2 separate regions of the Homo sapiens genome follow, and region 1 is linked to region 2. Evidence: chromatin loops called from intact Hi-C (ENCODE). Cell type or tissue: sigmoid colon. All regions are shown on one strand. Each heading gives the region's core, and the rest is flanking DNA. Links, peaks and the distances in the headings are about the cores only.

What was found. Peaks named below come from ENCODE experiments on the same cell type or tissue, not always from the same donor. Only the 100,000 strongest peaks of a DNase experiment are listed, where the experiment ranks them.
Region 1: a loop joins it to region 2, with 1.9 times the contacts of the local background. A loop is called at or near these places in 9 of 110 quality-filtered maps.

Annotation. Positions count from the first base shown.
Region 1 is chr7:117,823,710-117,839,258 of GRCh38, forward strand. The region is part of intron 2 of CTTNBP2 (cortactin binding protein 2); the gene reads right to left. Among named protein-coding and RNA genes, the nearest start is that of CTTNBP2, 42 kb to the right of the region's middle. RefSeq lists a silencer at 1,221-1,790. In sigmoid colon, for the core only: no CTCF peak of the experiment used is centred there; a DNase peak (open chromatin) is centred at 7,037; H3K27ac peaks cover 217 bases.
Region 2 is chr7:117,864,316-117,879,864 of GRCh38, forward strand. CTTNBP2 (cortactin binding protein 2) reads right to left here and starts at 9,126. Exons shown (of 23, transcript NM_033427.3): 1 at 9,020-9,126. The coding sequence starts at 9,100. In sigmoid colon, for the core only: no CTCF peak of the experiment used is centred there; DNase peaks (open chromatin) are centred at 8,046, 8,506 and 9,176; H3K4me3 peaks cover 2,195 bases; H3K27ac peaks cover 538 bases.

The DNA of each region.
Region 1 (15,549 bases), core at 3,754-11,753, 41 kb before region 2:
GTTTTTGGAGACAGGGTCTTGCTCTGTCACCCAGGCTGGAGTGCAATCATGTCTCACTGCAGCCTTGACCTCCTGGGTTCAAGTGATCCTCCCTGCTCAGTCTCCAGAGTAGCTGGGACCACAGGCACACAGCACCACTACTGGCTAATTTTTGTATTTTTTGTAGAGAAAGGGTTTCACCATGTTGTCCAGGCTCACCTAATTTCTTTATGCTTATTTCCAACTAAGGAATCTTTCAGGTCTTTTTTTTTTTTCAAGCAGCTATTAGGTGGAAATATTTTATATTCTTTCCACTTTGAGGATGATTTCTACTTTCTTCTTATGTAAACACTGCCTTGGTCTGGTAAAAACATGCTTAGGCGGTAACCCTCACAACAGTAGATATTAATTTCAACATCTCCTGAATTCAAGAGTATGCAAGAGCAAGCCTGAGGTCAGGTAGATTTTTCTCCTTTTCAGTAAACTTTCTGGTTTTTTTTTTTACCTTATTAAGCCAATTCTTTTTCTTACCTTAAAATACATAATATTTTAAGATTATTCTTGGCATCAGCTGGTATATTCTGGGCATATAGCCCTTTTAATCTAAAAATTATGTGAAATCTTGGTGGTAGAATTCATTCCACTTGTTCTGGTCTCTTTGAGGAACATCAATTTTTCTCCTGGTGGATCTCCATTCTGTATCTTGCACATACACGAATCTTCATTTCTACTTTATCACTTTAATCCTTTCCACTGGGTTCCGGGAGATCTTCTTAAGTTTGTTACTGATTCAATTTTTTAACAGTGTTGATTTTTTCTGCTATTTCCAATACATGCTTTAATTCTGCTGATATACTTTAAGTTCTCATAACAATCACACTATGTAGGTACTGTGATGCTCATTTTAAAAATAAGAAAACTGTAGCACCAAGAAAGGGCAAGGGACTTGCCCACAGCTGCATGGCTAGAAATTTGGAGCCTGGACTCACTCCCAGCAATCTGCCTCCAAGATCTATGTCCCATTCAATGCTTTCTCTTCCCTAGCTTCACAGCTAGTCCACCCTTCACAATCTGGCTTCCTTCACTTCAACGCCTAGGTTTCTTCAAATTGTAAGACACAAGACAGATGGTATCTAAAAATGACACTCTAAAATTTGTTTCTTGTAATAATTTTGTCAAATGTAAGTTGTTCCTTTGCATTTTAAATGTTACGTTATCTTCCTTGTTCTATCCTGCAAGATCTCTCATGGGCCTTATGTTTTCTTTTTTCTTGTTTACTCCATCCTTGGACCAGTAGGAGTTAACTCAGATCTGGTGTTTATCCATAAGCAGGGCATGCAGGTAGAATCTTTCTGAATATATTTACTGCCCAGCTGGTTGCCATTAAAATGCTTAATACCAGGAGTCGGTGGGTAGACTGGTACAAATGTACATTTCATTGCTCCTTTCATTTGAGTGAGAGAGAGTAAAGGCCAATGGCAGGCCCTTCAAGACAAATGGGCTCCTAGACAGGTTTTATCCCCCATCTGTGTTAAGGATATGCAGTCTCTTTGGCTGTGTCTCCTTACTAGGTACAAGGAAAAGTCTCTCATCGTCTGTCCTTGCAGAGTATAAGGGAATGACCAGCTCTCTGGTTGTTGCTTCTGTCTGAGTCATGCACTGTTGCAATGCTGCTTTCTGGTACGTCTCCTTCACAGTCACAGAAGGGATTTCAATCAGCAACTCCTACCTATCCCACTTTCTGCCTTGGCCTCTCCAAATACAAGAGGGTAGGCATTGGCTAGCTCTTTTCCAGAGCATCACAGGGTTTCAGGAAGAGTCAGTTCTCATTTATCCTTCAGCCTGGTTATATAGACATTAAATCTAGCAGGCATTCCTTTATTTTTCAGGATACAGCTAGTGCAACAGTAGAGGGATGGGCTCAGAGGTCAAACTGGATTTGGATATAGAATCTGTCGCTTCAAAGTTATGCAAACTTGGGTTGGTTATTTGACTGACTACCCTTGAGCCTTCATCAGTTACATGAAGGCAGTAATGTACCTAAACCAGAATTTTGTTGTTGCTTTGAAGAAGAAAAAGAAATAATGCATGTAAGGCACTTGGCTGGGTACCTAAACAAATGGAAGCATGCAACAAATCAGTTATCATTATGATAATGATGATGCTCTTTCTAGTTTGTAGCGGCGGTGTAAGGTTTTCCCTATTCTTATATCCTTAGGATGTCTCATTAGAGAAATGGGAAATGGGAAGCCACGTGCCAGTGCCAAAGCTTCCATGTTATTTAGAACTCCCAGCTGCAGTTTATCAGGTATCTAGCATGCTGGGTGACTGTTTTCATGTGTGTGTCCACACAGTCACAACTGTTCTTTCTCTTCAATTGCATCACATTCCAGAAGGGAAAACCTCAGCACTCCCAACCACCCATTATTCTAGAGCCCCTCATCACCTTTGAGGGCCAAGAACTATGGGGGCATTCATGAAACATAGCCAATTATGTCAACTGTAATCCACGTGCCCAAGGATGAAAATGAACTCACCATTATCAACACTTACAGAAACATGCATGAACATAACACTCCATGCAGAGAGAAAATATAAATAATAAATCTTTTCAAGAGATAGTTTGTAAAGGATTACAGAGCAAAAAAGACTTAAAAAATGAAACAGAATCCTGTTTCAATGCCATTCTTTAATACATGAAATCAGTTCTAACGTAAGTCAAATGATGTGTTCTAAAGCATCACATTTAGGAAAAAAAGATATACCATTAACTTTATAAGTCTTTCCCTTATTAATAAATGTTTTTCAGCTTTCAGGGTAAATTTAGATATGAATGTATAAATATTGTTTGTAGCCCTAAAATAACAAATGTACAAAAGCCATTCACTTACTGAAGTTCTAAATCATATCCTTTGTTTTCTCAAGCTTCTAAATCCTGAATTGATACCATTTTCTAAGCAATCCTATCATAAAACTTATCAACACTTGTGACATTAATCCCATAAAACTTATCAAAGTTTGTGATATTATAATAAACTAGCTAATTATAGTAATAGCTCCTATAAAGAGATGACTTAGAACATCTATAAGAAAATATTCTTTCAATAATTTAAAAGAAAGTTAAAATTTCTACTGAGCATTATTATTATTATTATTATTATTATTATTATTATTATTATTATTATTATTTTGAGATGGAGTCTCACTCTGCTGTCCAGGCTGGAGTGCAGTGGCACGATTTCAGCTCACTGCAACCTCCATCTCCCAGGTTCAAGCAATTCTCCTGCCTCAGCCTCAGTAACTGGGATTGCAGGAGCATGCCACTGCACCCAGCTAATTTTCATAATTTTAGCACAGACAGGGTTTCACCATGTTGGGCAGGCTGGTCTCAAACTCCTGGCCTTAATTGATCTGCCTGCCTCAGCCTCCCAAAGCGCTGGGATTACAGGCATTAGCCACCACACCTGGCCAATTGACCATTACTTCTAAAGCAAGTGTTTACAAAATAAGGCTTCTGAAGAAGGGTTTGATATTGTCCAAAGAAGCAATCATCATGTTGTGGGAGATGAATATCACTGTAGCAAGCATACTGGGAGTGGGGGCTGGTGCAGGATTTAGCAGGTACTGCTTTCATGTTTGCTAGACCAAATTCCTGTTTTGGAAATTTTCAAACAGGAGTTTCCCCCACTTGTATGTTGTTCTCATCATTATGACTGCACAGAAGCATTTTCTTATTTGGCTTTGATCATGTGTGTTTGTGTTTAATCGTCTAGGACATTTCAACTCATAACAGAAAAAAAATTCCCAATATTAAGCTTCTTACAAAAAATAGACACATGAGCACGTATACAAACAAACAAGCAAGCAAGTGAAAACCTTTAAGAGAATGCAGGAAGTTTCCCTGAGGTGTTTCAATATTTCGGGGAGAATGTAGTTTGCAGTATGATAATTCCAGAAATGCTTACTTATATGTGACTTGAGAAAAGAAATGGGGAAACAGTAGTGGCTGTGGAAACAAGAGTTAACAGAAGCATTCCCACACACAAAATTTAAAAAGTGAAAAACACAGAAATAAAGGTAGTTTCTTGTCTACTAGGGATAATACAACAGATAATTTCTGTAGGCAGAAGTTGTGATTAAAAATTTTAAATACAGTCCCTTTTATAGCTCCAAGAAACACAAGTTGACTTGGCTAAAAATTAAATTCCCCAGGACATTAAGAGCGAATGGTGGGGGCAGTTGTTCTCCTGTACTCCCACTATGCCCAGCCCCAAACTCCCTAAAGAACCAGCCTTGGCCACTGAGGAGTAACTCGCCAACTGCATGAACCACTGAGCATCTGGAAAAAATAAACAGAAAGATCTTAACATTCTCACCATCTACCAGCTGAAGATGACTCACTCCATATCAAAAGCAATCAAGGGAAAAGGAATGTCAACAGTTTGAAAGCAGTCTTTATTCAAACCCTGCCAGTAATTTTACCACCATTAAATAAATGTTCCCCAGTCCTTGAGAGAAGGTATACCTCCTGCTACTCCCAGAGCAAACCAGAAAACCTTGGAGGCTGACAGAAAAGGATCATGGGGCAGACTAGAAAGCAAAGAGTCCTTTCAGGGTAACTTCATCTTATTCCCAGAATAAAGAACATGTGTGCCCCCCAGATGGGTGGCATATGTGCAAACTGTGGGTAGGGCACTCCTGGCTACCGTTAAGTCAGAGGTACAGGGACCTAGGCAAAAGGTGAAGGGAAGAGCTGGTCTTGCTTAAAGGGTAGGCACATCGCAGCAGGACAAGTATCATTTGCAGTAACAGGGTAAGAATCTATTTCAGATCATGCTATTTTGTCTTCCTTCATTGTAGGTAATGTATGAACTGCTGTAAAAAATGCTTTACAAACCATCAAGTGTAGTGCATAGGTTAATTGGTATCAGCAATGTAAAACTGAACAGGCCATTTGTCACAAGCCTGTTTGTGTTTGTTCACATTGATAAAAGCTCAACTATTTATATTTCTGCTATTTATATTACATCATTTATTCAATGAAAATTCATCAAGAACTGTCTATGTGTATACAATTTTTCTCCAGCAATCAGCTTCCCTTGTCTTCCTTATTATGTTGGGCATTTGGGGGCAGAATGGGAAGTGGGTGGTGTCTATTAAATAGTCTGTAACACAGAATAAATGCTAGAAGAATGTAAACATGTGTTACACATTATAAAACAGTGAAATGTAGTGTCTGCTCCAAAGGAGTTTAGCCCAAGACAGATGCTAATCATTTCCTGACTCTCCAACATGATTTATGACTGGCTGTGGTCAATTTCTGAAAAGACTAAAACTGAATTATATATTTAAAATCTATTCTTGTAGGAATCTGTTTTCTCTTCTCCAAGCTACGCCACCCACTTTCTCACTGAAAGTGGAGCACAAGCCTGCAGGCCTCAGTGGCCTCAGAGCATATGACACCACTCTTCTGTGTAGGTGGCACATAACAGCGCTTGTTGGAATTTGCTGCAGGAAGGAGGTCAGGACCTGACCATTCCCACTCCCTCTATTCTGGAGCAGCTACTGAAGGCATCTGTCTCTGTCCTTTAATGTCCTTAGTCTCTCATTAATATTCATAGAGAACAAAGGATGGCAAAAATAATAAAGTTAGGATGAGACTAAGGTCCTCAGCTTCTGCCCAAAATATGTCTGTTCTTAAAACCCATCAGTTACATGGAAGTGTTGGTTTAGGCAAGGCTAAAGCCTGTGGTCAGTCTCTCAGCCAGGGCAGACAGAACTACCAGTTCAGACTAAAGGTACTCATTTCCTTTTCACCTGCACACCTTTTCTTTGTATTGGGAAGATGATGCTGTGGACCTTCTCAGGACACAGGGATCCACATATGCTCTAGGAATGAGGGATCCACATATGCTCACGCCCTATTCCTGTTTCTCACTATCTCCCCATGTGGCCAGCCAGTGGAAAAGGACCCAGGTATAATTTAACTGCCTCTGTGCTACAGTAAATGCCCCAAATAGGAATTACATCCATAGCTCTGGTCACAATAGCTCCATGCTCAAACTGATTGACCAACTGCACATCAGAATTCATACAAGAGGAGATGTCAGAGTATATATGAGGCATCCTGATAGTTTGAGCTGTCTCAGTACAGCCACACAATTTAGAAGAGCCCTCTAAAATAATATCATGCTTGCCTGTGAATGCACAGACTGTTTTGCCTGTGTAGTCTATTTTTAAATATTGGTACCAAGCACATGGATTCTTGCAGCTGTGTTTGAGAAAGATAACATGTACTTGAGAATTAAGCCTGGCATCCATAGAAACAATTCCTACTCCATTCCATAGAAACAGGAGTATCAACAGAAGAGTCCACCAAAATGATTTTTAAAAATCAATTTAGGCAAGTAAATATCTTGATAGCCCATTTCCAAAATTACTACTTTGGAAGCTAATTTAGTATTGGCAACAGTCTTAATTTTATTTCCATTTTTCAATGTTAAAATGACTCTAAAAATAGATTTTTAAAATACATGCACAAGTACATGTACAGCGTGTACAACAGGCAATCAAGTTATTTTTAATTGAATGTACTTCTAAAGCTGACCTAAGTTACAATGTTTCACTATAATTCTGTTGAGCTACAAAGTCATACTACACGGCCGACAGCAAGGGCTCCATGGAGACCTCCTAAGGTCAAAAAATTCATTAGCACCATGATATATTAAGAATCTACCCCAAGATCAATTAACCTGCTAGCTTGTGAATGAGTGAACAGCCAGAGACATACCGAACATCAATGCGTCTGGCATTCCTAATCTTTCCTCCTTGCTCTTAGAGTGTCATGAACACTCAAACTGATTTGGAAATGAAAGTAAAGAATTAGAAAGCCAAATACATAGCCATTGGGAGAAATATCCTTAGAGCTGATATATTATTTGGAGGGAGAACAGACCCAAGAAGACATTAGAGTCATTAAACAGCTGACGGTTTTGCAACCCTGTTTGACTGCTCTTTCTTTATTAGGAACGCCTCCCTCTCTAGAATGAACGCCACCCTTCCCTGGCTACTTGGCACTTCTGGAAGCTGCCTGCTCTGCACAGAAAATAAACACTTCTCTGGCTGAATTAATTGAGGAAGTAATGATTGTTTTTGTTTCACAAGGTCATAACAAGGATTTATATTTGAACTCCACTTTGGAGATGAATAGCCTAGACTACCAAATAGTCAAAGAATCCTCTTGGCTAGAAAAAAGATAATGTTTTCACATGTAAGTTTTTTTTTTAATTTTTTTGTTTCTTAAAGTAAATGAACTTCAGGGTTAAAGTGTAATTCTAACTGTGTATGAAATATTTATTGGCTATTAAACCTACATTTTAAACTTTTCAAGCACTTAAGAGATAAAACATAAACATGGCTATCTAAAGACCTAAGTCCCCTCATTCACCAACAACTCTGTCGTTATCCAGGAGTCCCTGAATCATGTGGATAAGCAAAAGAATCAGAGCTCACTATTTCTTAATATCCTTGGCTCCAACAGCCTTCATTAGAACTCCCTGACACCTTCATGTCTGTGGGCTTCATCATGACTACACAAAGATCTCAGCATTTCCCCCAACTTATCTCCCACTCTCCAAGCACTTTTTCTCTCCATCCAGTGTAGAGCTCTTAACATTTCTCCAGATGATTCTGGAGAATCATCTTTTGCTCCAGAGGAAAGCAAGACTGAAAGTCATGAGGAGGATAAGGAGTGTAGTGAAGTTTAGAATGTCCACCTTGAGCCACAGACACAGGAGAGGGTAGGCTCCTTCTTGCCAATATGATTCAAGCCATTATTTCTCAATACTGTGAGCTTGGGTCCATCCAGAATCTGCCATCTGTGCTCTTTCTAAAGTACACAACAGCACATTTGAAAGACTGTATACATTTGAGGTCTCCAAACTCACCTGGGTCCCAGGAGCCAAGACTTGACAGTTTCAATGGATCATGTTGGCTAGAAGGAGCCTATTCTCTCCTGGGTCTGTGGCTCGAGGTGGACATTCCAAACCTTCACTGCACTCCTAACCCACCCTTATCCTCCTCGTGACATTCAATCTTGCTTTCTTCTTCATGCTAGAGATCAGTTTCTTTTTCAAGTATGTTCAACGTTCTGCTCTCAACCTTATTCTCTTTCTTAAAGGAAACCGTTTCTTTGCCCCTCTCTAAGGTTATTAATTCTATCTGTGCTGCCTTCTCCACTTCCTTTTCTAAGCTTCTAGAAACAGTATTCTATGACCAAAATGACATATTCCAAACCCTTAAATTCAACTACCTGTTAAATAACTTGGCTTGGACATTTCAACAAGCCCCCTGAAACTCAACAAGAATTAAACTGAACTCTTCATCTTTCCCACCCCACACCTTTTACCTCCCACATTCCATGCCCTGGCTGTGACACTGCCATCCTACAACTCACCTGAAACCTGAGTGTCCACAGAGACATCACTTCCCCCCTGCCCACAGCTAGTCAGTCAAGGACTATAATGGCTACATCCTATTATAAATCCCGCTCATCTTTAACCCCTCCTCTCCATCCCAGCCGCCACCATGCAACTCTATCCCTCAGCATCTTTCACACTGACACTTTCAGCTGTCTCCTGCTCAGTCCCTACATCTTCAGACATAACACTCCTTCAGTCAACCTTCCTCTCTGCTGATAAGAGGGACTGCCCTAAAACGTAGGTCTAAGGTATTACCGTATTTCTCCAAATCTGTCAAGAGTTCTCCAATACCTAATAATACTACAGCCCAAACCCTCACCAAGCAAGTTCTTCCATGATCTGACTCTTTATTCTCTCTCTACTCTCATTTTTTTTTTACATACTACCACTCATCTCCTCCTTTCTCCCTGTGAAGCTTTGTATTAACTATATTTTTGTTTTTTCTGTATTCTTGATGCTCTACTATCTGAGATATCACTGACTAGGGAGAGATCGTCTTTCCCAGGGAAACCAATTCTTAGAGACAGCAAATGACTACCAATCAATCTATAGCCCTTCATTCATCAACCTTTTTTTTTTTTTTTTTTTTTTTTTTTGAGATAGAGTCTCACTGTGTCGCCAGGGCTGGAGTACAGTGGCGCAATCTCAGCTCACTGCAACCTCTGCCTCCTGGGTTCAAGCAATTCTCCTGCCTCAGCCTCCTGAGTAGATGAGATTACAGGCACCTGCCACCACACCCGGCTTTTTTTTCTTTTTTTTTGTACTTTTAGTAGAGACAGAGTTTCACTATGTTGGCTAGGCTGGTCTCAAACTCCTGAACTTGTGATCCACCCACCTCGGCCTCCCAAAGTGCTGGGATTACAGGCGTGAGCCACCGCATCTGGCCCATCAACCTTCTTTTATGGAACTCATACATCAAGCCACTATCTCCCTGTACTAATCACCCCCAGGTCCAGGTATCCCATAAGTCCCACAAACAGAGGCAGTCCCTACAGCCCAGGAATCTGCTGAAATTATTCAAACTAGCTAATCTCAATCCTGCTTTCCCCTGCCTCATTCGTTCCTTCCCATGGAAACCACAATGAAGGTGCTGGGCCATGCTTCTCCTCACTCTCTCTGCCTCCTGACTGATCCTGGTGCTTCCCCGTGTGGTCCTATTGGCATGCTTTGCCTCCTGTTTCTAGCAATCTCTGAGAATAAAAACGTCTTCCTTCATGACAGTCATTTCTGTGTTTGTGTGTCTTATCTGATTAAAACAAATCCTGAGTGCATTTTAAAACAAGTTCCAACTACAGAACAATTTTGAGTCCTGAGTTCACCATGTGGTTTCATGCCTGTGTATGTACAGCTGGTGAGCTGCATCCATCCTTCAAGAGCCACAGTGTCTAGATTGTCTTTCTCTAAAAAGCCTTTCCTAACCACCCTAATGCTGAGCCCATTCTCCTTGATCACTATATGTTGTACGTAGATCCTCACTGAATTCTTCATATTCCACTACAACCTAGTTACCTGTTTGCAATTCCATCTCCTCTCTGTCCTCCAAGGCTGGGCTGAGAGCTACAAGAAAGAGACCAAGCCATACTCATGTTTATTGTGAGCACTTTACCTAGTACACAACAAGCACTCAATGAATTCTTCAATTAGTTTAAGTGTCCATTGCTAATGCCAGTATTGAGTTAGTACTTAATGATCAGCCTTGCTGCTTTGAAATAGAGATTCTCAATTAAGAATTTCTCAGCTGAAAGAAAAAAATGTTAATCAGTAATAACCTTAGATGCTGCTTACTCACAGTCCTTTAAAAAATATATACATAGACAGACAACATCTTAATGGTGGCTTAGCTAGTAAAATATATTCACTTTGGAACATATTTTCTTTTTTCTTTCTTCTTTTTTTTTTTTGAAATGTAGTTTTACTCCATTGCTGCCCAGGCTGGAGTGCAGTGGCACAATCTTGGCTCACTGCAACCTCCACCTCCTGAATTCAACCAATTCTCCTGTCTCAGTCTCCAAAGTAGCTGGGACTACAGGCACCTGCTACCACACCTGGCTAATTTTTGTATTTTTAGTAGAGACAGGGTTTCACCTTTTTGGTCAGGCTGGTCTCAAACTCCTGACCTCAGGTGATCCATCTGCCTTGGCCTCCCAAAGTGCTGGGATTACAGGTGTGAGCCACCATGCCAGGGCTGGAATGTATTTTCATATGTATATTTGACTAAGGGTATGTGATACAATTTTGGAATTTGCAATACAATACCTGCAACAAACAGAGAAGACAATCTGACTCTGAACTGAGAACTTATGCTAATATCCTTTTTTTCCCTATTTATGACTCCTTTACCACTCACCCCAGTTAGGAAATGATGGGAAAGTGCAGATCTAAACAAACTAATCTTTCTTCATTCTCAAGAACGTCAGTTTAGTATTTAAATCCTAAATTGTTAGAATTCTAGTAAATACATAAAGAAAAGAATATGTACCTAACTCATTTTTAAAAGTACTCTAATACTTTTAGTATTGATAAATGAACACACTTTACTTTTTAGTGCGAGTCATAAACTTCTCCATTTTACATTAAGAGAAATCTTATTTAGAACATTCAATATTGCTTTCAAGAAGTGATGAGATTTTATAATTTATTCTATTTTGTTTAAACATAGGGATAGAAATGCATGTACTAATTCTTTAGTCCACACCGAAGGTGCTAGGTTGGGTTTACTTACTCAAAACAAAATAATTCTGGCCCTTCAAAAGCTACACAGGAAAATTGCTTCAGGTTTCATTTGTTTACTTAGAGTTGCCTCTTGGAAATGCCTCAAAATGATGCAGCAGTGTTCCAATTTTCCTAAACTCTTCAGATAATTGCCAGCGTCAATAAAAGCAAAAACAGCTTGCAGTGCACACCTCCGTAGGTGGAATTCTAAACCTGAGCAGCTCAGCTGCCACACATGAATGGATGCTCTCAACACTAAGCCTCCCACAGGGGACGGCTGAAGTTGCAGTTTAAAAGTGTTTGCAGAAATAGGAATGAGTCTCTCTCTGAGCCCTAAGGATGGCATGGTGAATTATCAGTGTGTCTTGTCCACATGAAAGATATGCACACTAATTCATGTTTAATTAAGTTTAGACCAAAGCTGACATCTTATATGTTTTAAGTTCAGCCTAAAGGTTTCTCTGTATGTAGTGAACTGTGACCCAACTTAATGTGTAAACAGACTGGAACCTACTTTTCTAACAAGTAGCCAAGGCTCAGCCAATCACAGCAGCCAAACTTCAGTCAACCACAGGGGGTCAACAGTTAGAAGCAGATTCAAACAAGGCAAACACTCAGCTGTAACCTATCCAGCTGTTTCCCTCACTTCCCTTTTCTCTCTCTAGTCACTTTCCTTTTTCTGTCCATAAATGTTATCGACCATGTGGCCACTCTGGAGTTCTACCAAACCTATACTGGTTCAGGGGCTGTCCAATTTGAGAATCATTCTTTGCTCAATTGAATTGTTAAATTTAATTTGTTTAAAGTTTTCAACACGCATTCGTCTTGATTAAAGCCAGAGGGTCTGGTCGTGCATCTGGAAAGAGACTGGAGATTATAAGGATGCAGAGCCACATAATTCAGTCCACAACGGGGGCTCTGGTTTTCAACTGCCTAGATTTGAGTTTTGGCTCTAAAGTTCCTAGCTCTGTGATCTCTGCCAAGTTGCTAACCACTCTAAGCCTCAGTTTCTCATGTGTAAACTAGGTAATAATACCTAATATTAGTAATAATACCTACAACTAATACCTAAGTCACGGGATTACTATAAGGCTTAAAGAAGTAACGTACAGCACAGGCCATGTTGCCTGACACAAGGAAAAGTGTCGAGTTCTGTCACTTTCAAGAAGAGGGAATAGGATAATTGATATCTCCCTATGAACTACCACCCAGACTAAGTCTGAGCTGGAGGACTGGACAGGGGAGGCTTCATTACCAAGACTGTTGTTTCCACCTTCTCACGCTACTTCAAGTTTGAAGCACAAGCCCATTCTTGGATTAGTAAATTGAGAACTGTTGCTACTTTCTTAGCATTTCATGTCCCCTTCCACCCCACTTTTCTTTTTATAAAACTGAAGACAGTGGCTGGGAGCGGTGGCTCACGCCTGTAATCCCAGCACTTTGGGAGGCTGAGGTGGGCGGATCATGAGGTCAGGAGATCCAGAGCATCCTGGCTAACACGACGAAACCCTATCTCTACTAAAAATACAAAAAATTAGCCAGGCGTGGTGGTGGGCGCCTGTAGTCCCAGCCACTCCGGAGGCTGAGGCAGGAGAATGGCATGAACCCAGAGGCGGAGCTGGCAGTGAGCTGAGATCGCGCCACTGCACTCCAGCCTGGGCGACAGAGCGAGACTCTGTCTCAAAAAAACAAAACAAAACTGAAGAGAGTGGTCTTTAAGAATACTGATTGAGAGGGTTAAGAAATACGTCACTCTTGTACAAAATACCTTAAGCGTCTGTATTAGTCTGTTCTCACTGTGCTAATAAAAACATACCCGACATTGGGTGATTTATACAGGAAAGGGGTTTAATTAATTCACAGTTCCACGTGGCTGGGGAGGCCTCATAATCATGGCAGCAGGCAAGAGAGAAAATGAGAACCAAGTGAAAGGGGAAACCCTTTATAAAAACATCAGATCTTGTGAGACTTAATCACTACCAGGAGAACAGTATGGGGGAAACCGCCCCCATGATTCAGTTATCTCCCACGGGGTCTGTCCCACAACACGTGGGAATTATGGGAGCTATAATTCAAGATGAGATTTAGGTGGGGATACAGCCAAACCATATCACCATCCAATTCTACCAATGTTGTACTTTTCAGAGAATCCAGGGTCAGTGTTTTGCCTGAGCAGAGTTAACCCAAAGAAATCAGGATTGAGAGACAAGGAGCGTGAGACTGAGTTCTGATTGACATCATTTAAGCCCCTATTTCTAGCCAAACCTAAAAGCTAGACTTAGTCCTGTAATTTTTCAGTTACATGAGCCAATATATCTCTTAGGAGGTATTCTGTCACTTGCAACCAAAAATTCCCCTAAGCCATTGAATGCCAGACTATTGTAACAACAACAAAACCACCAATAACAACAAAATGTTCACTTGCTAACATCCACCAGCCTAATACACTTTTACTACTTTTCTCACTACCACTAATTTTGACAGCATTCTTTGCATATTTTTTTCTGATTTCTGCCTCTCTCTCAGTATACCCCTGCTACCTTCTCTGCTCTCTCTTCCTCCCTGTCATTTGCCCTAACCAGCCTCTCTTAGTTGAGAAAATACCAACTACAGGTTGAAGATCCCATAGTCAAAATGCTTGGACCCAGAATTATTTTGAATTTCAGATTTTTTAGATTTTGAAATATTTTCATGTACACAGTAAGATATCTTAGGGATGAGACCCAAGTCTAAATATGAAATTCACTTATGTGTCATATACACCTTATACACATAGCCTGGAGGTAATTTTATATCATATTTTTAATAATTTCGTGCATGAAAGTTTTGTGTTTTGACTGTGATCCATCCCATGAGGCCAGGTATAAAATTTTCCACTTGTGGCATCATGTTGGTACTCAAAAAGTTTTGGATTTTGGAGAACTTTGAATTTCAGATTAGGGATGCTCGACTCATACCTGTCTATAAAGGACCGCCCAGATACCCCAGAAAAGTGACATCCACCTGACACTGTAACCTGCAGTATCCTTCAACATCTGGCTCCCATCTGCATTTGTGGCCTCACTACCTATTACCCTATCCCTTACACTAGCCTAGCTAAGCCCAGGCAGCCTCCAGAGACAGAGATCTGAGAGTTAATCACTCATGGGTTAAAGCCACAAAACTGGTTGGTGTAGTTTCTTATGTGACCATAGATAAGTGAAACATTAGCCTCAAGGATGTAATCTCCTGAGATGAGATACTCTTCACCTAGAGATAAGTACCACCTACCAAGCTGCTAGGCAGCACTGAATATTTGAATGCTTACCATAAAACCCTCCCCAAGTAGCAGAGCCCATCTTTGGTGTTAGCAATCACCAGGAAAAATAAACTAAACTCTGAGCCCAAAGATGGTATTTCTGCTACTAAGACCATGTGGAGGGTTCAGCTGCTGAGCTTCAATTTCCGATCTCATAAAATGGGGCCTGTTATAAAGAAGGCATGGCACAAAACATGAGCATGGTCTCTAATGCTAATATCATCAAGGAGTCTAATGTGGTTATGTGACACCTTGTTTGGGGGGATAACTTAGACTACAGCCAATTCTTCTCTTTAGACACTATTTGTTACTATAAAGAAAAAGGAAAGAAAAATTTTAAAAATTCATTAACAGAGTAACTCTGCATTAATCACAGGACTAATCTGTAAAAACTACCTCAGATATTCAAAAAATTAATAGACATGAATTCAGTCATTTTAACAACTGACCAGCTATTTAACAAATGATCCAGCTTGGAAGACTGGAGACAGACGAATCTCCATTTTTTAATCTATGAGGGGCAAGTCATATATCACCTTTGATTTTGCCTTTACAAAAATGTTAACACAAATAGTGGCATATAAAATACTGAAAGAAACCCGCACTAAAATAAAGATTTCAGGATTTACTGTAGTTTCCTGGGCTTGTTCTTATTAATCTTTTTAATAATATGCATTCATGTAGCTGCAGCTGGAAACCACAGTACCATTTTATTACTTAGAATTTCTTCATTTCTTTAAAGTGATTTCCACATTTTTGTTGAATAATGTATAGTAACATTGCGGGGGCGGGGGGGGGGCTTTTAAAAAAAATCCTCCAAAGGATTTTTTTAAAATCTTTAAAAATATCTCCCAAAGTGCAATTTCCATAGGTTTATGGTCCTTTCCTAGAAACATTAATATTCAAGTTAAGGCCTTCCCCAACCACCCTACCTAAAGTGGGAACCTGCCTGTAATTTTCTTAGTACAGAATTTCATCACAGTTCGTGATTATTTTCATAGTGTGTTCTCCTCACCTGTCTGGCAGATAAGCACCCAGTCATCAAGAGTTACCTACAACTATCTGAGTTTATATATGTAG
Region 2 (15,549 bases), core at 4,419-12,418:
ACATACAGTGCATCTGTCTGCTTGTCTCTCTTCCCTCTATGACTCCACCCCCACTTCTCCACTACTAGTCATAGTAAAATTTCTCTACTAATTCCTGGCCTTCCATAGTACAAATATAATAATAATATTTTCAAATTGTCAACAACTTTTATTTCCAATTCTATTCTGGCAAAACAGGGTTAAAAAAAGTACTGTGCATGAAAAGATGCTGGAGATCTTAAGACTCCAAGTATTTTATAAATATAAAGCACTTTAGCATTTTTAGAAAAATAACCCCAGAAGCAAAAATTCTAACAAAAACTACATTTTTGTTAGAATATATATATTCATATATCTAGATGTATGAATATATATTCATATATTTATATATATTCATATATATTCATATATTCATATATATTCATATATACATATATTCATATATATTCATTCAATATATATTCATATATATTCATTCAATATATATTCATATATATTCATTCTATATTCATATATATTCATTCAATATATATTCATATATATTCATTCTATATTCATATATATTCATTCAATATATATTCATATATATTCATTCAATATATATTCATATATATTCATTCAATATATATTCATATATATTCATTCAATATATATTCATATATATTCATTCAATATATATTCATATATATTCATATATATATGAAGTGGCATTAATCTTAGATGCATATGGTACAAAAGTACTTAGATATAGAAAAAATATTAAAGTTTCTTGGTTTAAGAGCCAAACGAACTATTTTAAGTCATATAATGTTTATAAAAGATTGCCTTGATAATCTAATTTTCAAATTGGATAGAAGACAGGACAGATTCAAATGCTGCCACTCACACAAAAAAATTAAGGTCTCTATCAGGGCACCATGAAAACATGACCCCCAAATCCCCAACGCCCCCCAGAAAAAAATCACAGCAGACATGTTCGCAGACTAAAGTTTACTATTGAACTTGCTTTTCCCAATTAAAAAAGAAAAATCCAGCTATTTTTTAGTGATGAAAAGAAACTAAAAACAAAGTAAAACCAGACCTGTGCCAGGCACGGTGGCTCACGCCTGTAATCCTAGCACTTTGGGAGGCCAAGGCCGGCAGATTGCCTGAGCTCAGGAGTTCAAGACCAGCCTGGGCAACATGGTGAAACCCCGTCTCTACTAAAATACAAAAAAAAAAAAGAAAAAAAATTAGCCAGGCATGGTGGCATGCACCTGTAGTCCCAGCTACTATGGAGGCTGTAGGTGGGAGAATTGCTTGAACCCAGGAGGCAGAGGTTGCAGTGAGCAGAGATCGTGCCACTCCAGCCTGGTGACAGAACAAGACTCCATCTCCAAAAAAAAAAAAAAAAAAAGAAAAGAAAAAATAGAAAAACAGATTTCAATTCCACAGGCCACTCTTCTGCCTGTTACATTTGCCAGGAAAAGCATTCCAGAAAAAGTGCTTAACACCTAGTTTTAAAAATCTGGCATGGCAGCTTCAACTAATCCAGAATCTGGTCATCAAAGTATGTCTTGTTTAGGATACAAGTCATATATATTAATTTATTGTATGTTAATCTATTGTATATTACAATTTATTATATATAATTTATTTAAAATTAAAAAGTATACTTATATAATTATATATATAATATATACATATATATAGTATATTATGTATAAATGGAAAAGGAGAAATAATCCCAAACTCAACTGTTCAACACTGTAGTTTTGAACAGCTCTGAATTACTTGGCGCAAGCGTGGGGAGGGCATTCTTCAGGATTTTTTCTCATACAGGCTGAGAAAGAGAGAAAGAGACAGAATAGACAAAACAGACCCTGGCTGAGTAAACTCATCTTAAATTTCCAGAATTGAACACAGGCCAATACCAAGTTTCCCCCTCCCCAAATCTAAAACACTAGGTTTATGTGGGGAATTCAATAGATACAGCTAAATATTAACAGAAAAGTCTTACCCATACCCTTTTAGAATTAGTGGAACCAACCAACAGTGATTGATTATCAGAATGCCTTCAGGAGACATTATGAGCCACAATGGCAGAGACACCCCTCAGATCTTTCCTCAAACACATCCGTCCTATCAGGGCTGCTGGGGGATATGTTGGTGACCAAACACAAACTCAGGCACTTTCTCTGGCTCTTCCCACCAACACCAAGAGCCTCTCTTCCAATTTAAAATCCAGCAGGTTGTGCCTATTTTCCATCAGTAAGCTTTACACAGGAGAAAGCAGGCAGACTGGAAGGTGGGGTGATGAGCAATGTGGCTAGGGAAGAATCAGCAAAGTAGGGCAAATCATTTCATCTGTTTGAATCTCAGGTTTTCCATCAGTAAAAATAAGGATGCTGGAGTAAGTGATCTCTTAAATCTCCCCCATCCCCTAAATGTCCTGATTTCATGTACCATCAGGGTAACTGGATTACTGGACTGAGGAAATTCATTTAGGTCATTTCCTGAGCCTAAAAGCGTTTGTGAGGTACTTGAGGAAAACTGATTTTGCCTCTTTGCTCAGAAGTTAGAGAAATGTATTTTCCTCCCAGTTTAATAGTGCATGCCAATAATAATGCATTTAGAACTTTCTATGTAAGCAAGATTTATGCTTTGGGGATGAATAAGGGCTATCAAAAAGGAAAAGCAATGAAATCAACTTGAAAGTTCACCATCACAATGCAAAGGCTGTATCACTGACATGCAAAATATTAAATTCACCTCTCTAGGTACATAAGAACATGCACTATATTAAGAATTCAGCTAATTGTAAGGGTTTTCATGAAGAAAAGTACATACTTCTCAAGATCTCAAAGTATTTTCAAATCTCTGAAGTTACTTCTTGCCTTGAGATTATCTTCCCGATTTCTCTCTCTACAAGGAGGAAAGAATTTTTGTGATGGGGTTGCATACCTCTGATGCTGCTCTTCCTAATCCTCCATTCTCCTCTGATTCATCTGGGTACTATCTTTCTTCAGCACATAGCTCAAACCCACTTTTGAATGTCTTTCCAGACTCCAGAAATCTCTTGTTCTCGCCATTCAGTCTTAAAATCTGCTCTATTACTTCACTTGGCAGTTAATCATGTCCGGCCTTGTGCATTTCCTCATAGTAAACTTATTATCTCTATTAACTCTATTTTCTCACTCCTACTAGATGTGTCAGGACAGTAAGAACATTACTTCTTCACTTATTTTATCCAACATGCTCCCCCTGCCCCCACCCCACCATATACACTTTGGGTATAAAATGTCTACTGCACACAGTATGAAAACAGAAAGTGTGCAAAGGATGTCTCAGGTACATCCATCTTACTAAGATACAATGTTTCAGCCCACTCTAGGGGGAACTAAGTAACTGTATTAGATGATTCTCTCAGTGTTTCAAAAATCATTTAGAGTAACCTAAACTAGGGAAGCTGCTTGATGTTCCACTTTAAAACAACATATAGTACGAGAACATGAGATCTATTTGGTGTCAGCTCTCCAAGGTCATGCACCTCAAATCAACCACACTGTCTGGGGTCTTTGATGCAAGACAAGAAACTCAGTGTATTGAAAGGAGGTAATACTGACAAGGAAACAATGTCAGGAAGGAAACCTGGTAATGGATGTAACTAATTTTAGCTGAGAAAGCTGGAAAGAATGGCAGAAAAGTGGCTCAGGGGTGACAGCCTCTGATAATTAAGCTCAGCTACCTCCCTTTTCCTCCTTTCAGATCTCCCCGCAGTCTCTATTTCCTCCTTAGGGAAAAAAAGGACTACATCTCAAATAAAACAAACATCTATTTTCACCCTAACTCAGTTTTTCGATGTGACATCAGCCCGACATGGGACATGGATCAGCTCCACAGGCAAGCAGACATTCAAATGTAATAACCATCCTTTAAGAAGCTTACAATGCATTAAAGAATAGTCTTGATTATCTGTAGGTGGCAAATATCTGCACGCTGATTTTCAAATGAAAAGGCTGGGCCAGATGAAGACGCAGGCCTTTGGAACCATCTTGTCTTTTCAATGAAATATAAAAATGTCAAAACCAAATCATCTGCAAACAAGTACTCACTCTACACAGCAATGTTACCTCGACTACTCTACATTTACTATAACCTTTTAAACTGATCCCCAATGTATTAGTTGGTTACTAACAATTTATTTAAAGAGAGTATCTCCCCCTACTCTAAAATCAGGATTTCTATATGGAAGGCATCATGCTGTACACGGCATTAATAATATGATCTCATTATTTGTGTAAGTTATTTAAAACATTAAAATTTTAAAAATCTTTCAATATCGATGTCATCATCATCGTCTCTCGTACCTGTCCTCTGATTCCTTACCTAACTACCAACAGAAAAGACAAATCTTTTTCCATGTTACATAAGCTTTGCAAAGGAGCACCAACAGAGAATAATGTAATCGAGTATGTTCAAATAAAGTATCCTTCTAAAGCAATACTCAGACAGGCCTGGGTAGCAAAGTAAATGAAGTTGGGGGATACTGCTCCATCCTTCCTAGGCACATTCAAAGTTGAAATTCCAGTCCCACATTTCTGTGAAATTGCAGACTATTCTAAAGCCTTGCCTAAACTCCTTTTTTCCTGCCCATTCTTTCCTTTTATTCCCCTTTCCTGTTTCCAAACTTCCCCACATTTCTCTTAACCCCCTATCAATCATCCTCTCCTCCACACCCCAATGGGTGATGTGGCCTTGACTCTTATTATTGGAAGGATGCAGGATGGTAGAGGTGCAGCCTCAATCATCATTTTGAAAAGCGAGAATCTAAAGAGAAAACTAATAGTGTTGGAAATTAAACTTTTAAAAAACCCCTGCAAAGAATCTAAGAAGTCATTGAGAAAAGCAGCTTGGAAAGCGGCAGTATTAAGATGAAAATTTTAAAAGAATTAGGGTTATCTTTTTGGATCAAGATCTATAATATCTATAACATTAATTATTACAAGTCACAGGCCAATAATTTCACTATAAGATAGCTGGTAACACACAAAGTGAGTTTTCTAATTAGCCAATCAACATTAAATTTTATGACACAGCTTCTTGGTGAGCTTCTTTTCATTTTCTTCATTCAGTAAATATTTGTGGAACACTTACCATGTGCCTGGCATTGTGCTAACCACCTTTGCTTTCTTTTACAAACTTCACACAACTCTCCTCGGAGGAGGAGGCTGCTTTCTCCCAGCCACAGCCTTCCTGTCCACATGATCAACAGCAGATATTTGTAAATGTCTAAGTACCAAGGCTGTGAAACATTTTCTCACCTCATAAAGTTATGAGAAACACACAAGGATAGAACCAACTGGTAATCTAGCCCAGGCATGGATTCAATCACTGAGAGGACAAATGTTCTCTAAACAAAATTGCTGCTGTGAGAAATACAATAACAATGACAGCAACGACAATAATAATAAAGTTCAAAAACTGGGGCAAACAGAAATCTACAACCTATTATTTAAGAAGAAAAAAAAAAGAGTGAAAAGCAGGACACTGAAAACAGTTATATTCTCATCTTTGGAAAAATATTCCAGTCAATTTCCTCAACTTCCAAGCTATTTTTCTGAACCATATAGCTGAGACCAGAATGGGAACCTCTATGCTCATCACTGAAAACCCTTCGCATATGGCTCCCTAGGATATGACCACATTTGCACACTCCTTCTTGCAGTGCCGGTCCAAATCCTCCTTCAGTCTCAAGGACTACTTCAAATGTCATCCTTCTATGGAAGTTTCTAGATCCATCCACTAGGGACCCTCTCTATGACTGTTCCTCTCCAAACTTCTAATGCAAAATCATTTTTGCCTCTCATGACACCATCATCCCCAATTTGATTCCTTGGCGTATGTCAGTTTCTATCACTGGAATGTATTACTTTAGGGTAGCAAAGATCATACTCATGATGCCTGTATCTCAGTAAGTGTTCAGTAATGTGTGTTAAATCTACGTTATTTCCTATTTAAAAATTAAGCTGCAACACTTTCAACATTCTATAGCTGCCACGTAACTATAATTTAGTTTAAAAAAACGCTTAGCGCAATTGGCTACGAAAGTTCTTTTCAGTGCATTTACATTCAATACTGTCACCTGGAAAACAAAAATTTCAAGTTCAGCTGTTAATTTGTTTAACATCACTGTCGTGCATTTTAAATCATTGTCCAAGTTTTTCTTTGTCACTGCCACCATGACAACAAATTTTATACCTACTTCTTGTCTATTAGCTGCTCCAGAAAAGCTCAGAATGACAAGAATGTTGGTTGGCTTCCCAAATATAGCTCTAAAAAGATCTCCATTTTCCTTTCATTCCAAAATTCTTTGGTGACAATAAAAAGCATGAAGATTTCGTTTTCCATACTGCCTTATCCATTAGGAGTTATTTTCAGAGTGGAAACAGCAATATGGCCTATAAAAGTCATCACATTTGGCTAAGGCACTGAAAATAGCCCAGGTTTCCCGGCACGGTTCACGGCAAAGACTATTAATATGATCCTATTGAATAATGTAGCTGTTACCCAGCCTTAAACTTGGGATGCTTTCAGGATTTAAACAGCTAAGAATGAGGATCACAAACTAAATTTAAAACATTCCACTAAAAATGATATTAAACTGAAAACTATAAATTAAGCTTGTTTCTAAGCAACAATCTAAATAGTCAAAGCTTAGTGAAAACACTCACTTTCAAAAATAGCCTACTGCTTTAGAGCTTCCATTGACTCCTTACTGCCAAATGTATACATAAAAATGCACGATATGTAAACCAATTTGAAAGTCAACAAATCTCCAAAATGCAAAGTGAATTGTTCACTAAAATAAAAAATATCAGTCAACAAGAACCCAAAATGCATAAAACGCCTCTGATTTTTAAGGAGCAATTGTGATGACACATATCACTCCTCTACACTAGCTTTCCTTTCACTTAAAAATCAGTCTATAGGTCAAGCGGCTGATATGAGAGAACCATGCCTTATTAAGTCAAAACTATTTGGAGAACTAAAATAAAAGGCCCAATTTACTACAAAAGCCATCATCAAAATTTTACTAAAAATTCAGAAATTATTACTGGTTTTTAAACTACTAGATGAAGAATCCTTATTGCATCTCGCAACCCTAAAGGATTCTATGGAAATAGCAAAGAAGGTTCACTTTCGCAGATTTTCCATGGCTCTGCCCATTAACAAGGGTGAAATTATCAAATCCCCAACTATCAGCAGTGAAAATCAGACTTGAACATTTTAAACAGAAGAGAGGGAACACTGACCTTGTTAACACAGAAATCTGCCTGGCGTCCTGGGTTTTGTTTACGATCTAACCAAACAAAACTATATATCAGCTCTACAGACCATCAGTCAGATGTTTGTGTTTGGGTTAATTGTCAGGTGATTAAAATATTGAGGGTAACAGAAACCCATTCTGAGTGGATTAAGTAAACAAATTCAACCTTTCTGGGGAACAAGAAACACACCACACACACACACACACACACACACCCTCTTTCTTTTTCGTCCTTCCCCTTCACACACACACACACACACACACACACACACCCTCTTTCTTTTTCCTCGTCCTTCCCCTTCCCACCTTTTGGGGATGAAGGCACCAAATCATTTCCACTTGCCAGAGAGCCTTGTCTCAATAGCTAGTTTCCTTACTGTGCCCCACAGAGGGGAGCTGATTCACATAAGTGGGCAGGTTTCGTTTGAAATCTTAAAGTTCTCATTTTCTATGCAAAGAATGGAAACTCAATTTTCCCAAAAGTTCAAATCAAAACTTGCCAGTTTTACAAGTGGAAATTAGCAGTCCTCCTCCCCGTTTCTCCTTCCATTGCCAGGCTCAGCTCCTCTCACCCCAAGTACCTTCCTCCACATCTCTCCTCTCCCTCTCCAGAAAGCCCTACCTCCAGAGGGTGGGAGGAAGTTAAAGCGGCCCCCGCTGTTTACGCCCGGCCCTGCCCTCTCCTGCACTGATTCTGCTCAGGTCTTGATAGGAAGAGGGGGGCGTCCACGCCCCGCTCGCTCCATCCCACCCCATCCTTCGGCGGGAGCAGCCAGATCTGGCCAAGAGTGGGAGGCGCTCCCAGATCTGCCTTTCTCTGCAGCTCCTTGCAGCTCCTGCGAAGCTGCTTCCCAAACACCGAGAACCTTTTCCACCCAGGAAATGTGGGTCCAGCCCTTCCCCAAAGTAGAGGCTGGAAACCACCAGCGAGTCTCTACACCGGAATATTAAGGGGGTGAAAGTAAGGACCAGTCAAGAATGGTAGCGCATTCGGCCTCTAGACTCCAGAGAAGGAGAACAATGTCTTGAAACCAGGTGCAGAACCTCCACCTCTCCTGAGCATCGTCTCGGGAAGAACCAATCCATCCACCCCACCCCAATCACTACCACCAAGTAATGGGGCAGCAGGCTGCTAGGACCTAAAGCGCTGGCCTCAGCGGCAGCAGCGCCCACATCTGGACACGGCCCTCTCCCAGTGGGCCTCCCGAAGGCACAGGACCAGATGCACACAATGGGCATCCCCACACCTGCTGGGCGATGGCCCACCTCCCCCAAGCTGCTCTCCCGGGTCCGCTGAGCGGTACCAGGCACCCCCGAGACACGCGCTGGCAACCACGCGCGCAGCGAGAGGTGAACAATGGGGGGTCAAATTCGCCAGGAAACACGTCCCAGCCTTCTCCCCCGGCCAGAAGCGACCGCAGCGGAGGGAGTGGGCATAGGGGTCGCACTGGACGCAGACAGGGAGCTGGGAGAACCGGGCGACCCGGGGCCGCTTCCCGTGGGGCGCGGAAGGGACAGGAGGGATCCCCAGCCAGGGTGGCCGCTCCGCTCCCCCCCGCGGCCTCCGCCGTGTGGGCATCCCGAGGAAGGGGGGCCCCGATGAAGGGGCACCGGAGAGTCCCGGGCTTACGGAACGCCCCGGGGGTGCGAAGTCGGGTCCGGCTGGGACCCCGGCGCCGCCCCCGGCCCGCGTCTACACTAGCCCCGCGCCCGCCCCGGGAACTCGGTTACCGCCGCCTCCGCCGCGGCCCCCGCCGCGTCCTCCGGGGCCCGGGACAAGTCGGGCTCGCAGCTCGCGCCGTCCGTCGCCATCTTCCTGCTCTAGCGGATCCGAATGCGAGCTCGGAGCCGCGGCTCCGGACTCAGCCGTCTCCGCGCGGGCGGCACTTAACCCGCTGCTGTCCGGGACGCGGGCGCCTGGAGCCGGGAGCCGGGAGCCGCGGCACTCCCTCCGCCCCTCGCCACCGCCCTCGCCGCTTAACCCGCTGCGCGCCGGAGCGCCCCGCCTCGGTCCCGCCCCGCGCCCCGCGTCCCGCGCCCGGTGGCGCCAGCCGCGGGCTCGTGGAGGTGCGAGAAATGGGCGCACGACCTGGCTCCGCTGCGGCCCTGCGCGGGGACTGGGGATCAAAGACCACGGAAGAGGTGAAGGCAGAAAGCGCCCGAGGAGCGTTGCATTCCGCAGAACCCCAACCAAGCCGGAGAAATCCGTGCACAGACCAGATTAAATGTCAGGCCTCCTGAATCTGAATTCTCTGAAAGATCAGGGAAAATCCTACACTTCAGCTCCCTCTATCCCACCGCGAGGAATCACACAGGGCACCCCTTTCTTCTTAAATTGCTCTTTCTTAAATTTCATTGCCGCCAGGGTGTTTTTATCCTCCCTATATATATACACACCTGGCTCTGATTTATTCTATCGTTGACTCTAGTGTTTCTCCAAAAACAATTCTCAGATGAAAACGATTTGTCTGTCCTGTTTTCTTTTAGAACGTGGCACCAGCCCCTCAGCTCCTAACTTTCTATACAATCTCCTTTTCAGGGAATGTGTAGCGGGCTGTTTTATATTCTGTGACCCCCCTAAGTCTGAGATCTCTCCTGAAGGACTAACTGAGAAGTGTTAAATGTCATAGCTTTAAAAGCTAAATGTCATGTCCTCTACTTTTGAGAGAATTTAAAAAAATTACTCCCTACGTGTGAGGACACGTGTACATATACACCAAAAACAATCAAACAAAAGCCGTATTTGTAAAAATAGATTTTATGGGAATTACACGTCTCAGAAGATTTTTCATGAGATGAGTGAATTAGGCCCAAACGCTTAATCTTCCCTTTCCACATCTAATTCAGTTCCTACCCTTTGCTGCCAATTTCCAGAATGTGAAAATCTATCACCTCACCAAGACCATATGGTACAGCCCTTCCCAAATCACCAGATCCCTAAAAATGTGTCGAATGCATAAAATCAAATTGAGACATTCAAGCTGTGTCTCAAAGACGTAAAATCAAACCACAACCAAATCTTGCACTTGAAATTTTGGAAGATGAATGACTAGAATGTTCAGTCCAAGGGTTACAGATCAAAGCTTTTTTTTTTTTTTTCCTTTTTTCTTTCTTTCTTTCTTTCTTCTTTTTTTAATGGCAGGCTCCTAATGAAAGGTTTTGACTCTTTAATTGCTCCACTTTCCAAATTAGACCCAAATATGACACAAACCAGGGCAGAGAAAATCTTTTCTGCAAAGACCCTGAAAGGGATTGATTAATAAACTGTGAAAAGTTCCCTCCCAGAAGAGAGGTCAAGAAAGAACTTTACCTAGAACTCTGGGGCTAAAAGTCAGAGGCTTAGAAATCATCTCCAGGTTATCCTGTGAGTACAGGTACTTATTTATTTATTTATTTATTTATTTATATTGGCTCTGATAGTTACTCCCTCACTTATCCCTTTAATATCCATCCCTGTTCATTATACCACTTTCCTTTATTAAGTATACTCTCTAAAACTGCTCAATATTAGAATAACTAGATTTCTTTAAGATTAAAGAAAACCACTGGACAGTAAAAGTTAGATGTCAAACTGATAGTAAAAATTTAAAGTCCAAGGGCATTCCTTGTTCTTTTCAAAATGCACTTCCACACATTGCAAGGCAATCAATTTTCTTGATTCTGATGTTGAATACTTCTCAAGCAATTAACTGGCAAACTTCTGGAAAAAATAATAATAATAAGTTTTACTCAGGGTTAAGAGTTAGAAATATGAAATGACACCATCTCTGGGAAGCAAATCCCTTTTATACATGCAGCCCAATTTTTAAAAAAAAATCACTGGGAAAAAATTAGCTTGTATTCACCTAAATACAATTAAAGCAGGATCATGTTACAAGGAAATCAGTCCTTGCCCACCCCCCCCCCCCACCGCAAACCCCCACCCATCATTTTTTGTTTGTTTTTGTGAAATGGAAAAAAAATAAATAAAACAGTGATAAAAATCACAGGACACCACATTCTCTAACCACCAAAATCCAGTACCTGGGAAGGAGAATTGACAGCATTCTGTTTCCACCTTAAAACCAGCACTGTTGAAGGTTGGCTGAGGATCTCACCTACTGCACAGAAGTGGCACACTAGGAGTTAACTTCCTCACTAGTAGCCTGGCCTGGGGCTGCTTCTCCACCAGGAGGACACTTGCTGGTTTCAATTCTCTCTTGAGAATTAGTCTCTGCTACTATTGCAAATTAACTCTTTCTAAGACTTTCTTTGCACAAAGGCAGGCTCTATTACAGTCAAAGCAAATAGATGTGAAAGGGTATTGACTTGATGGCTCCAGAAATTAAATCTTTTGAAGCCTCATTAAACAGCTAAATAATAATAATAATTAATAATAAAAATAAAAGATATCCCAGGGTTACAGTGAAAATTACTGAAAGGCAGGGTAAAAAAGGAGAAAGATAGAAGTATAAACAGGAGGAAAATAAATCCCTACAACAAAAATGAATCATGAGTCTTAATCAGTAAATTCCTTTTGGCATTAAAATGGAAGGAGTAATACTGAATATATTGCAAATAGAGAAAACTATTATTTACATCCTTTTTTTGGATCATAACGATGCTGATGACCCACTGACTAAAGAATTTGAGGGTAATTATTTTCCAAACCCTGGAATAGAGGTATTTGTGTTGAGCTATAGCACACTCTCTAAGGGTGAAATGACCAGGGAAATGAGTTCTTAAAGGTGGGAATGCAGACAGATGTTTGGGAGCCAAGTGGTTTTCTGATTAAACCATGTCCTTGGCTTCATCAGCCATATCCTCCAACCCACTAAACCAAAAACCCAGAGTTATACATATGATACAACAGGATGCTTCCTTCCATGTGAAAAGATAAAGGAATATACACAGAACCTAAAACTCTTTCCGTCATGGAGTAAGAGAATTATTTATTTCAGTCAAATGACAACATTTATGTTAATTCCAAAGAGCAAACCATATGTCATCATGTCTTAGTATTGCCAAATGACAAAATTATTGAGTAGCAAATCATTTCTGACTGTATCCTCAAGCCTATAGTTATACAATTTAAATATTGCAGACCATGCTTGTCCCTGTCTGCAGCATGGTGACCAACCTAGGAAGCCCCAAATCTTGACGTCAGGAACTCCGCAGATGAGCTCTGAGTGTCCATTGCCAGAAACAAGTTTTCCTATGACCTAACTACATTCCCTCATAGCACATGTCATTAGCTACATGTGCCTCAGGCTTTTTGTGGATTTTACTCAGTAAATTTAATTCTAATCTAGTTAGCCACTCTTGTCAACAATCTATGGTTTTGGAAGGCCTCCTCCACCAACTGCAGTTGGTGTGTGCCAAAGGAATGCAAGCTAATTTTACCTAAGCTAAAGCAAAACATAATTAGGGAATTAAATCTGCTATGTAGGAAGCAAGCCAAAGCGAAACATAAATAATTATCATAATCACTCCCAGCCCCTTTTAATACAACCTTTAACTGGGAACTGTATCTGTTCATTCAATTGCTGAAATAATGTACAAATATAAGATTTGACTGCAAGGTTAGAGCCACATTAAGAAAATCATCCCCCGGTACAGTCACTCTAAGAACAGAAACCAGCTAATACCAAACAATGAAGTAGTGTTGGTTCCATTCTCTTGCATGGTTTTTACATTTTAAATCATTAGTTGTTGGTTTGGATGCTTATCTGCAGAAGTCATTTACAAGAGTAAATTTTAGTGCAGAAAGATGTTTTAGTGCAATACCATTATGGAAAAACAATTTTAACAAAAAAAAAAATCTGGCCTGCTCTTGCCCCTTATCCACCTGAATTGGAAATGGACCTGAATATTTCTGTTTATTCAGCCTCTTTAGCAAACTCACAAGCCTGCAGTATATAGTTACTAGGCAATCATTAAAGCAGGGGTGTTTATACCATTAGGCATTACTCATAGTGGAGCTTCATTTATCTTAGAAAGTTTAAAAACTATATAAATATGTTGTGAGATCAGGCCCTTTTCTCCTCTGATTAGAAGTGTGGATCCAGCTGCAAAACCACAGCTGAGATTTTTCTTTCACTTGGGGATATGCACTGTTCAACACAAAAGGAAATTTAGTGTTCGAAGAATTAATAAGAACACTAAAGATGTTATCTTTTGATTTTAATAAATATGCATATGGCATTTATGATTGACTCAGTGAGGATTTACTTAGGATACAAAAAGCAGGAGAAAAGCTATACATGTGTAACTCTCCTGTGTCAAATTGTGAAATAAACCAATACATTAACACTTCCTAGACAATCATAATCAATTGTCATATACCAAATTAATAGAGTTTCAAATACATTTGGAATTTTTGAGATGTAAATTTCACCTTACCCTGCCTCAAATCTCACTTGATGACAATAGTTTGTGGCTGTTTTTTTTTGTCCATCAAGACTTTTTTTATTAATCCAAATTAGTTGGGGTTATTTAAAAATCACCTGGAAATGTGATGACATTATTTGAAAATATAAAAATATATATAGTAGGGGCTGTTCAATTAACCAATAAGTATACAATATAATTTAATTTATAATATTTATAAAACAATGTCATGGCTAGACTTGAAGGATTAATTTATTTCACTTGATTCAAGAACTGAAGGGAAAAAAATGCGTTGGTATTGCTATTTTCATTCTGGGGAAGGTGAAGTTACTTGTAGAATAATAAGGAAAAATACTTCTAACACACCATCATTAAGGTTTAAGCAGCTTGAAATGTTTTATTCTGGCAATTAAAGAAAAATTTAACTACTGAAAATGTTTTATGCTAGCAATACAATAAATATTTTTTTTTTCTTATGGCAAAAGATAAATAGCCACATACTGGTCATTACTATCATAATCATCTTGACAACCTCACTCACTATCTGTTTCAGCATTAACATCTTTATTAAGAATCAGTTCAGTTGGGATGTATTTTACCACTACTTTTTCCTCCCTTTGACATCTGTTAAGGACCTCACTTTGTTGGCTTGCAGCCTCCACCGCCCGACAATTGATCATCCAAAGGACACCATGCCATCTGATTCACAAAACACATTTGCTTGACACTTTTCTGCCTTGACCAGCCCCCCATCCTCACCCAATGTGGCCATGGATGCCGTTAGAATGGTGATGGGGAACCCCACTCCCAGACTTTAAAATTTGAGGTGGCAGCAGATTAGGAATTGAACTGAACCTGCTAAACACTACCTGACTTTGAATAGTGGGTAAAGGCACCCCATATTGAAATACCACATTGCATTGTTCTATTTTCTGTACAGAAACATTTCTAGACCTATAGAAGAAAACATAACCAGAATCATAGTTTTGTGGGTTTTTTTTTTTGAGACGGATCTCACTCGTGTTGCCCAGGATAGAGTGCAATGGCACGATCTCAGCTCACTGCAACCTCTGCCTCCCAGGTTCAAGTGATTCTCCTGCCTCAGCCTCCTGAGTAGCTGGGATTACAGGCATCTGCCACCATACTCAGCTAATTTTTTGTATTTTTAGTAGAGATGGGGTTCCACATGTTGGCCAGGCTGCTCTCGAGCTCCTGACCTCAGGTGATCTGCCCGCCCCAGCCCCCCAAAGTGCTGGGATTACAGGTGTGAGCCCCTGTGCCCAGCCAGTTTTGTGTTTTTATTTTATTTTTATTTTTATTTATTTAAGAGAAGGTCTTGCTCTGCTACCTAGGCTGGAGTGCAGTGATGTGACTATGGCTCACTGCAGCCTCAACCTCCCGGGCTAAAGAGACCCTCCTACCTCAGCCTCCTGAATAGCTAGGACCACAGGTGTGTGCCACCATACTTGGATAATTTTTTTTTCTTTTTTCTTTTGGTTGAGACAGGGTCTTACTATGTTGCCCAGGCTGATCTCAAACTCCTGGGCTGAAGCCATCATTCCATCTCAGATTCCCAAAGTTCTGGGATTACAGGTATGAACCATTGTGCCTGGCCCAGAATTGTAGATTTAAACATAAGCAGTAAAGAAACAAAGCTCCTAGAAGAAAAATATTTTCATGAACTTGTAATCAGAACATAAGTTCTTAATTTTAATGTTATCCAACTTATCTTTATCTTGTATTGTTAGTGTTTTTTGTGTCCTGTTTATGAAATTTTTGCTCAGCTCCTAAGTCACCGAGAGGCTGTTTTCTGCCGGTTTTCTTAGAGTCTCATCCCACACAGGCCCAGCTTAGAATTCTGCCTAATATTGAGAGGAAATTGCATGCATGCT